Linked DNA regions of Homo sapiens: region 2 is linked to region 1. A link is a loop called in an ENCODE intact Hi-C map of the cell type or tissue named here. Cell type or tissue: endothelial cell of umbilical vein. All regions are shown on one strand. Links, peaks and the distances in the headings refer to the core of each region. The heading gives the core; the rest is flanking DNA. Region 1 overlaps LOC105373186 (a long non-coding RNA gene). Region 2 overlaps LOC105373188 (a long non-coding RNA gene).

The links. Peaks named below come from ENCODE experiments on the same cell type or tissue, not always from the same donor. Only the 100,000 strongest peaks of a DNase experiment are listed, where the experiment ranks them.
Region 2: a loop joins it to region 1, with 2.7 times the contacts of the local background. A loop is called at or near these places in 3 of 110 quality-filtered maps.

Annotation. Positions count from the first base shown.
Region 1 is chrX:42,743,953-42,749,341 of GRCh38, forward strand. All of the region lies in intron 1 of LOC105373186 (a long non-coding RNA gene), which reads right to left. Among named protein-coding and RNA genes, the nearest start is that of PPP1R2C, 32 kb to the right of the region's middle. In endothelial cell of umbilical vein, for the core only: no CTCF peak of the experiment used is centred there; DNase peaks (open chromatin) are centred at 2,839 and 4,709; H3K27ac peaks cover 1,040 bases.
Region 2 is chrX:42,943,876-42,949,264 of GRCh38, forward strand. It overlaps LOC105373188 (a long non-coding RNA gene), which reads left to right. Exons shown (of 5, transcript XR_949037.3): 5 at 665-1,181. Among named protein-coding and RNA genes, the nearest start is that of PPP1R2C, 170 kb to the left of the region's middle. RefSeq lists a silencer at 633-692 and an enhancer at 4,619-5,389. In endothelial cell of umbilical vein, for the core only: no CTCF peak of the experiment used is centred there; DNase peaks (open chromatin) are centred at 3,136 and 4,986.

The DNA.
Region 1 (5,389 bases), core at 111-5,110:
ATGCACTGACTCTGCCTTCCATCATGCTCAATAATGAGAATGAGTTTAATGTGATCATATGGGCTCTTTGAAGAACAGGACATCTAAGCAGCACTCACATCTTGTTTCTGGAGTGTGATAAACTCCTTGGTGTTCTTTCTGAGGGGAAGTATTACATGACTTAACCTCACCTGATGTTATCTCACCTGTTCTTTACCAATAATTAATACTAGTTACACTCAGTTATCAAGGACCTGTTTAAGTGTAGGACCTTTGGTTCCACCCTGAACTTGGCCATTGTTTCATTCTTGGATTCTGACTATGGCCGGGTGCTTTGATGAGGTCTGATCCAGGGACCAATGGATAAAGACTTTGCTGAAGAAGTTAAGAAATCCTTAAAGAAGATTGCAATAAGCACATTAATATATCCCTGTTGAAAAGGAAAATGAAATACCAGAATACCATGGCTTCATATCACTGTGGCTGATATATACCCTACTCAATATATACCTGATGCAGGTCACGTTTGCAAGAACTAGACTCTGAGTCAGATATTTGCCAGCAAGAGATTTATGGGGGAGTCCTTTTGGGATTAATAACTGGAAGATTGAATGAAGCAAGATTAAACAGAGGGCACTGTTGAATTGAGAAGCAATTACAACAAAGGCCTCAGCCAATCGTATGGAGACCTGAAGACCTGGGATGGCCCTGAAGAACTTTCTCAAACTGGGGCAAGTGGGTCGAGTCTTCATACACCCAGATATACCGATCACTGGGTATCAGTTCCCCCGCAGAAATGGAGCATGACTTTGGATGAGGCAGATCTCTTCAGCAGAAAGCAATTTCTAGAAAGAGTGAACAGCTAAAGGATGTATGTTGCCAACAATCCCAAAACCTGAGGGAGTGAGTACTTTAATCCTGAAGGCAGTATCTTAGCAGCATACCACAGCATCCTCTACAGTGTTTATAACATATAAAGTAAGGAATTAAGGATATTTGAGTCTTCCCTGTTCTTAATCTGTACCAAGTTTTTATTCTTCAGACAATGCCTATTCCTGAGCTACTTCATGATACACTGAAAAAGACATTTCATGAATGTCAAGCAGTTGTTGATTTCTCAGCCTATTAGTGCTCTTTCATGAATATATATTATTTTTTCTTACAACTCATGCTTCACATTAGGGGAAAAACATGCCAAATAGTTCTAAGGTATTGATTGCATTCTACTCAAAAAACAATGTCTTCTGCATAACCAAAATCTTACACAAATTGAAAAATAAAGATCTTGCTATTACTTCAGGAATCAAATGCTTTATAAATATCTCTATCGTCATGTCTTAACAATTTTTAATAATCCACTTACTATTTTTTTCTAAGATAAGCCTTCTTTCTTTATTTCAATGTATTTAGTTCTATAATGTTTACTATATGCTGGTATTGTTCTAAGTGGTTAACGTACAGTAATTTACTTAATTCTTACAATCACATGACTTAGGTAAAATTATTCAATTCATTTTACTGATGAGCATATCAAAGCATACAGAGGGATAAGTAACTCACACAGCTGGTTAGTAGCAGCTGGGATTTCAACCCAGGCAGTCTGCCTCCAGGGCCCCTGCTCCTCGACACTATGCTATACTACCTTTGTAATATCATATGCTAACACCTTGTGTCTTCTGATACTTTATGGAATTATGGATGTGAAATCTTCATTTCTCACCTCTTGATGCATATGAAACACTATGTTAATCCTATGGGATCCCAGACAATTCTCTTAAATGTATGTTTGTATATCTGATGTGTAGGGGGATGCAGTGGAGGCAAAATGGTGGTGATGGTGGTAAGGTTATCAGCATGTAGTATGAGTGAAGGAGACAAGATTTTTGTATGTATAAAATGTATGTTATTTTAAGAGGCAGTAATCATATTATCATGTCAAGATTACAGCCTAGTCCTAGAATTTAATTACTCCTGATGAGAAAATTACCTTTAAGCAGTTCCATGCAGTCCAGATTAGTCAGGATAGCCTATCAAACTCATCTACTTTTCCATGTAAGGTTAATTAAGAAACGTTAATCAAAAATACATACCCATTGGCCAGGCATGGTGGCTCACGCCTGTAATCCCAGCACTTTGGGAGGCTGAGGTGGGTGGATCACTTGAGCCCAGAAGTTCGAGACCAGTCTGGGCAACATGGTGAAATCCCGTCTCTACAAAAAAAAAGAAAAAAAAATATATATATATATATAAATTAGTTGGGCACAGTTGCATGCACCCATTACTTAACCAGCTACCTGGGAGGCTGAGGCAGGAGAAGCTCTTGAACCCAGGAGTCAGAGGTTGCAGTGAGCCCAGATTGTGCCATTGCCCTCCAGCCTGGGCAACTGGAGTAAAATCCTGTATCCAAAAAAAAAAAAAAAAAATTGATTTAACATACATATCCATTTTTCCAGACCATTTCATGGTAAGAATGTTTTCTTTTTTTTTTTTCACTATGCTCAATTCCTTCTCAAAATATCTTGGAGTTCTCCCAATTTCATCTTAAATGTCACAGATATGCACCAGTTATTGTAACAGATATTGCCAGCTACAATCATTCCTAATGCTGATGCCCTATGTACCTCTCTTATGTTATGCATTTTGGAAAACTTTCTCAGAACCTTCATCAAAACTAGTGCAGCTTCCAAAAGCATGGGCAAAGAGAGTTTTCATTGCTTCATTGGCCACTCCCACCTTAACCCTGAAGCCAGTCTTGCCATGTGACTAATGAGGCAGCCTCACAAGAATTATTTTCAGGCTCTGTATTCTGTCTCAGCTGCAGAATTGTGGGCTAATAGGAATGGTGCAGAAGCTGCTTTGCCCAAACTACTCTCCAATCTCCTCTCGGTGTTGCAAAATCAACAAAGCTGTTTCCTGCCTAGATAAGTATGGGCAGAGAATCTGGGCTGCACATGGTCTAAAATCACGGAAGCAATTCTCATAGGTGGGTATGACAACAGAAGAACTAAGATTGTTTTTTGGAACTTATTTTCTAGCCATGCACCCTGTACATTCCCCAAACCATGTGTTGAGTCATATTCACTAATATCATAGGGGCCAAAGTGAAGAAATCTTGTATCTCCATATTCACTAGTGTAACAGATGACCTCGAATCAACCAGTTAGAAGGCAGGCTTAAAAGGGGTCCTCCTTGTTTATTAAAGTGGGGTTCCTGGGGCCACAGAGCATCCGTGGTCTTGTTACCAGACATCTGTAAGCATATTAATGCAAATTTACTAACTCTACATTTAGATTTTGATAATATAAATATATTCAATTAAGCATAGTCTTTATAATGCCACCAACCAATTAATGTGGTCTGTTACTGTATTTCAATACCTGTGTGTGTATAATTAGGTTTACTATCTCATTACTGTTAAATAATATCACTTTACTGTTATTACCTAATTTTTGAAGATGAAGTAGATGTAATATATAAAAGATATCATTATCCTCCAGTAAAAGACAAATGACCTAACAGCCAACACAGTAAGAGCAGAGGTTTTACATTAGTTTGAAAAAGAGACAAGTCAAAAACAGGCTTACCTCAGCCTCAGAGCCTTTGCACCCACTGTTCCCTCTGACTGGAACACTGAGCCTTCCTCACCCAGTAACACCCAAATACTCACTCTTTCACCTGCTTCAAGTTTTCTCTACAAATACCACCTTCTCCATGAGGCCTTTCCTAAATTACAAATTGCAGCTCCCTTTTCTCAAATCTCCCTTCTCTAGATTTTTTCTCCTTAGCACTCAATATCATCTGACACACTACATATTTCACTTATTTATTTGGTTTTCTATCTATCTTATAACACTAGAATGTAAGCTTCATGAAGATGGGGAATTTTATTTTGCTCACAGATATATTTGCAGCACCTAGAAAAGCATCATTAGGAATAATAGGTGCTCAACCAGTGCTTGTCAAATGAACAAACACATGAATGAATGAAGATTTAAACTGTAAATACCAGTTTGCCTTTATTATCATCTTATTTGTCACATAAATGTCATTAATTTGTATTTTGTCACTTCCTAGTTTTGCTTACTTTTCATTTGGAAATCTATTTTTAATTTATACTGGTGTAATGACAATACATATAAGCAGCTTATTATACCTAAGTGATGTAGCTTGGATATTTGTCCCCTCCGAATCTCATGCTGAAATGTAATCCCCAGTGTTGGAGGTGGGACCTGGTGAGAGGTGTTTGGATCATGGGGGTGGAACCCTCATGAATGGCTAGGTGCCACCTCCTTGGTGTTAAGTGAGTTCTCACTCTGAGTTCACAGGCGCTCTGGTCATTTAAAAGTGTGTGCACCTCCCCCATCTCTCTCTTGTTCTTGTCCTCACCATGTGAGATGCCTGCTTCCCTTTCCATCATGATTGTAAGCTTCCTCAGGCCCTCACCAGAAGCAAATGCAGGCACTACACTTCTAGTACTGTCTGTAGAACCATGAGCCAATCAAACCTCTTTTCTTTATAAATTACCCAGCCTCAGGTATTACTTTATAGCAATGCAAAAACGGCCTACCACATCTAGTGCTTGTTCCTACATGTTTAAATAACACAAGAAGAAATAGTAAAGATAACACTTACATGCAGTCTTTCTTCCCCTTTAAAAGATATTTGTATGTTGTCCAAATTTAAAAAACTATGTTGGATAAGAAGATTGTTGGCTACTGAGTCATCAGGAAGGGATCCTGTTTGCTGGGGCACTCCGCGATTCCATCTTTGTGTTTGATCTTTCAAGTTCCTCCTGCCTCCCTGCACCCTACCTTGGGCAGCAAAAATTGTACAAAACAAGAAGTGGGATGTGGGCTGTTGAGTAGCATCTTTACAGAAAAATAAAGTACTGTTATGGAAGTCAGCTTCTCCCCTGCACATTAGTGTTACTCAAAAATTGCAACAGCTTTAAGAATCCATCTTTTAAATAAGATCTCATTTCTCTGAAATTGTAGCTATTGTAAAGCACATTCAGAGGTTTATATAGTAGTGTGTATTTTCCCCCTTAAGTTGATGGTTGTGACTATTAGGCAGTTGTTGAATGTACCAAAAAATCAATTGTTCTGGGGATGATTTCTCCACCAATTGTTCAATCCCAAAGTGTCTTGATGGTGCTAGCTCAGTGCTTCAAATGATTGCTAAGCTCTTTTATCAGCCATTTCTTTGATTATTCCAGAAGGCTCAGGACAGTACTTTCAGATACAGAAGGAATTCTATAATTTTAAAGGTATTTTATAAATAGGCTTTTTCAGCCTCAATCTTAGAGGTGGATATAAAACACTGTATTCTGGGGTTTAGAACACTCTCCCTCTGCTCACCCCTTATCCCTGTGTCAACCATGGATATACCACAGACAGAAATACTTAAATCT
Region 2 (5,389 bases), core at 296-5,295, 200 kb after region 1:
GGGGTAGGGTGTTTTGCTTTTGGCCTTTGGGGCTTAGATCTATGGGAGGGGGAAACAGTCCAGTTGGGTGGACCCTAACAGTAACCAGTGGGGATATTTTGTGTATCTCTATTGCCACATCATGCCATTGACTACCAGTGCCCTTCTTACTGCTAGAAGTAGACTCATTAGTGCTTTTAAATTTAATCATATTAGAGAAGACTCAAAACCAAGTCAGAGAATTCATACTTAAGATTCTATCCCCCTGGAACCACTCTTGGTATTAAAATCTGTATCAGTTAGCATTTAATCAGAGAAGCAAAAACTAGTATCTATCTAGATCTCTATATTTATATCAGATATTCTGCAGAGTGGCATTATTGACTTTTGGGCTGGATAATTCTTTGTTGGGGTGTGAGGGTGGGGGACAGTCCTGTGAATTGTGGGTTTATCTATGGCCTCTACTCACTATATGCCAGTAGCACAACTCTCTACCCTCCACCAAGTTGTAACAACCAAAAACGTATGCAGACACTGCCAAATGTTCCCTGAGGGTGAAAATTGCCTCCAGCTGAGAACTACTGGTATCTCTATATTATCTATATTTTTATTTATAGCTATATGTATCTCTTCCTCTATCTGAGAGAGAAATTGGTTATACGGAATTGGCCTTATGCAATTGTAGGAGCTGGCTAAGCAGTCTCTGTATGGCTGTTTTCTCACACATGATGCTGAGGCTTCAAGATCACAGGGATGGCAGTCAGAAAAGGAAAAACACAAGCAGGCTGGAACCAACAAGCTTAAGCTGGAACTCCGTGGAGAAGGACTAAAACCTGTGTTCATTCTTGTTGCCTCTAACCTTGGTAATGAGGGTATCCAGCAGAAGTGGGGCCCTTTGTCACAAAGTGAAACACACACCCCTGGTCTAGGAGTCTGAGAAGCTGAAAGAATATCAGCGGCAGGTAGAGCAGCCACAGAATCAGATGCTGCTTCACACCAGTAGGGTGAATCTACAGATCAGCAACAATATGTGTGAGCCACAAAATGGCCACTGCTTCTCTTTCAGCCTCTAAATGTCTCAAGAATCTTCCCTATGTCTTACCTCAACTCAAAACAAACAAGAGAAAAAATTCTGGGAAATGCAATTCAGCCTAGACAAGGTGACATATGAGAAAGCCATTACAAGATAGTTTGCTCAAAGTAGGATCCAAATTATGTCCATACTCAAATGAAAATATTATCCAAGCTGGGAGAATGTGTGGTTCCAAAGACTGACTACAAAATAAATTATGAGCTTAAATGGATTAAAATCATATTAAATATGTAGAAACTTCAAAACTCCACAAATCCAAAGTATGTCATGTACGGATAGAAATTTTTTCTTCACTGATGAGATAGAAAAAGAATTTGTCTGGCACAATGTATGACCCTTTGTCTATTCAAAAATGATCACAGCTAATGCAAAACATTTAACAGAAAGATAAATTTAATGTTAACAAGCACATTTGATAATTGTCCCAGGAAAGATTATAGGTAACTGGATGGAAGTATTTTTCAAGTAATCTAGGATAGTCAACATTTTAAATGCACCACAGAGACATTTATCTCAGCAATTCAGCAAAGCAGCATCAACTCTTGAGCCAGAATAAAAGCTTTCAGCTTCTCTTTTGAGAAGATTCTGAGCATTTACTTCATTTATAGTAAGGCTCTCTCAAATTTTTCTCTAAGATTTCCCAGAACCTTTCTGAGGCTTCATGCAATTTATATAAGTCACTTAACAAGCACTTGTTGAGCTGTTACCATGTGTCTGGCACTCTTCTAGGTGCTCTCTATAGACAAAGAATAAAATAGACAATCTATTCTCAAGAAACAAGCCTTCAGTGAATCAATAAACAAATATATATACACACATATAGTTGTGACAAGTGTTAGGAGGAAAAATATGACTGGGCAAAAGGATGGAGAGTTATACAGAGGAATGCTCATGCCTTTTTATATCAAGTATTCAGGTCTTTATACTTTATATCAAGTATTTACTTCAAGATACTTTATATCAAGTATTCAAAGTCCACTAAAGATTATCTGTAAGTAGAGATTTGAATCAAATGACGAAGTAAGTGAGTGAGGATTTCTAGAGGGGAAATCCTAGCATTCTAGGAGAGGGAATCATAAATGCAAAGGCCCAGAAGATGGGAGCTGTTAGCATGTTAGAGGTCCAGCAAGGAGTACCTGGAGTAGAAGGAGCCAGGGAAAGAGAGTTGGGAGGTGAAGTCAAGAGAGATCCAGGGGCCAGACTCAGAGACCATGGTTAAGATTTTCTTCTGAGAGACAAGAGAAGCCACTGGAGGATTTTGAGCAGAGTGGCAAGATGTGAGTTTTGTTTTTAAAGGATCTTTCTGTTTGCTTTCTGGCAAGTTGACATTAAGGGGACAATGGTGGAAACAGGGAGACCAGTGAGGAGGCTATTGCAATAATTCACTATACTAGGGTGGTAGTGATGAAATAAGGTGGGATAGTCAGATTCTGGAATTCTGGGTATATTTTAAAATAGAGATTATGGGATTTGCTTATAGATGCTATGTGGGATGTAAGAGAAAGGGGTCAAATAAATGTAATTATGTTTAAAAACTTCGTATTTAACTTCTCTCTTCCTTTTCTTCAACAGAGTTATCATTTCTCTCTCTCCAAACACTCAGCACCCTACCACTTGCCTCTAGCTGTCTAAAACTCTTACCATTCCCCCTACCCCTATAATGAGACATCCAACCCAACTCTACAACTTCTATTTGTCTATTTTTGCTATAAAAATCCTCCCTTTCTGCCTGTTCCTTATTCAATGCTCACCCCATCACTCCATTCAAAGCCTTTATGCTCTGAGACTAACTTTTTTCGCTCACATCTTAAACAGAAAGTATCTGATGTGAGTAATTCAGATTCGGGTAGAAATGACTAATAATTTAAATTAAAATAGTTTACTTTTCAGGGAGGTATTTTAAAAAGCTTTGAAATCACCCAAAGAAGCCCTTTTCTTGTAAACACGCCTAAGTTCTATGATCACCTACAAATTACACTTACCCTTTTCTTGTGGTAAACACTCCATGAGTTCTATGATCACCTGCAAATTACACTTAGTTGCTGACTGCCCCCCATCCATGCAGGCCTTATGCTGACATTATCGAGGCTCACGCTTTATCGGAAAAGGAAACTACAGGAAATGAATCATGAATCATTATTTTTAAAGAGCAACTCCATCACAGCTTGCTTATCATTATTAATAAATGAAGAAAAGAGCTAAACATGTGAACTTACATCACAAGAAGAAAGATTGAAGTCTCTTAACATACCCGGACAGACTTGTCATAAACTATTGCCTGCTCTGTGGACCCAGCAGACTTTGTCCCAGGCCATTGAATGTTCTGAGCCCATTGAATTCCCCTAAGAATCATTTACTACTCCCCCTAAAATCATCCATGTTTCCCTATCTCCCTTTCCACTAAGAAGAAGGGTAAATAAGCATCTCTACCCAATTGTGTGGTGGGGTAATCTCTCTGTGATTTTTCCCTTCGTGCACATGAATACATTTGTATGCCTTTTCTCTTACTAATCTGCCTTTTCAGTGGGGCTTCAGAAGGTGAATGGGAAGTTTTCCCTTGGTCCCTACAAGGTCTTAGTTACCTGGCCAAACCTAGCAGCAAAAGTTGGGAAATTTTTAGCCAACTTTAGAGAAGAAATGCTAAGTGAATATTATTTTGTTATCAAGGTAGCCCTGATGAAGTAGCTGGGAAAGTTCTTTTACTTACTGTTTTTCTTCAGCCCTTATTTATAGGTACAGCCACTTAAAAAAAACAGATGAGCCCCATGATGGAGTCAGAGCTTCCTGACCCCTGACCAGATACCAGAGGGAGATAAGACCCTGAAACCAACCCAAACTGGAAGAGATAACCCCAGTGGCCTTTAGATCATTAACATATCATCATAATGCTAAAATTCCCACTACAGAAAGAAAATTTCTGCCATTTTATGTACATGGGTTGTACGAAGATGTGTGTTTATGAGTTAAGTCTGCACATGTGTAGTCCCACCCTACACATGCTAACCTTCCTTCTTGCTCCTTGGACCCAGCCCTTAAAAACTCCATGTCTTCTATTGGTCGGGGAGAAAGGGTCTTTAGAGTGTAAGCTTACTCCTTCTTCATTTCTGGAAAGAAATAAAACCTGCTTGCCTTTTGTTCCAATTGGGTGTTCTTTCTCTGTGACCAATACAAAGTAGGGAAAAAAACTCAATTTGCCAGTGACAATACGAGCAACTAGCAATTTGAGCAAGTATAGCCAGCTTATTTTCCCTGTACCATTCCATTTGAGATAATGTGCGCTTCTAAGGATATATGCTTTTATTGTCATGATGGAACTGAAGTGGATGAAAGTGCCTCTAGCTGCTCTGTATCTAGTTATTCAGTGGATCCCCAAATCCGGTTATAAAACCTATAAGATTTTATTTGTTCATATTTCCCAAATGAAAAAAAGATTTAGTTTTATTTTCTTTTTGTCTCCTCAAACAAACAAACAAAAGCTAAGCTAGATTTGACACAAAAGTATCTAGGTTCTTCTCCCCATCGCACCCCCAACCCCCAAGAAACTTACGCTGAAAAGAGAGAATAATAGAGATTAAATGTCAGCTGTGTCAATCTATAATTCAAAGTGATAAAATGAAAAGAGACCCCCAATATCACCCTGGCTCAGGTGATATAGCAGGGTAAGTGGCAAACCCTTATCTAGGCATCTATTCCAAGACAGGCTACTGTGAGGTGATTTCAAAATTGCTGGCTCTAAACAGAGACAAAGATCTTAGGGGCTTTGTTCACATGTTTTACCTCTTTCTTCATTTATTAATAATGATAAGCAAGCTGTGATGGAGTTGCTCTTTAAAAATAATGATTCATGATTCATTTCCTGTAGTTTCCTTTTCTGATAAAGCGTGAGCCTCGATAATGTCAGCATAAGGCCTGCGTGGATGGGGGGCAGTCGGCAACTAAGTGTAATTTGCAGGTGATCATCACTACTTAGAAGTGTTTACCACAAGAAAAGGGCTCATTTGGGTGATTTCAAAGCTTTTTAAAATACCCCCCTGGAAGAGACCAGAGGTAATTGTTTTCTTCTTTGATGGGTCTAGACTTTGGGCAGATAAGAGAATTTCAGAGAAGAACTTCATCCAGTGCTTTGAGAGAGACAATGAATTGAGAGAAAAGAGTGGGGGAGGTCAGAGAAATCTTGACGCTTCTTATTCAGTTCAGCATGTCGAAGTGTCACATTTTGGGAGTATTAGTTTTTGCGACCCAGCATTCCCCTGTCTGAAACTTACCAAGAAGTTTCACACCTAGAGTTTGTGGCTATGGAGAAAAAATTGAGCCAGT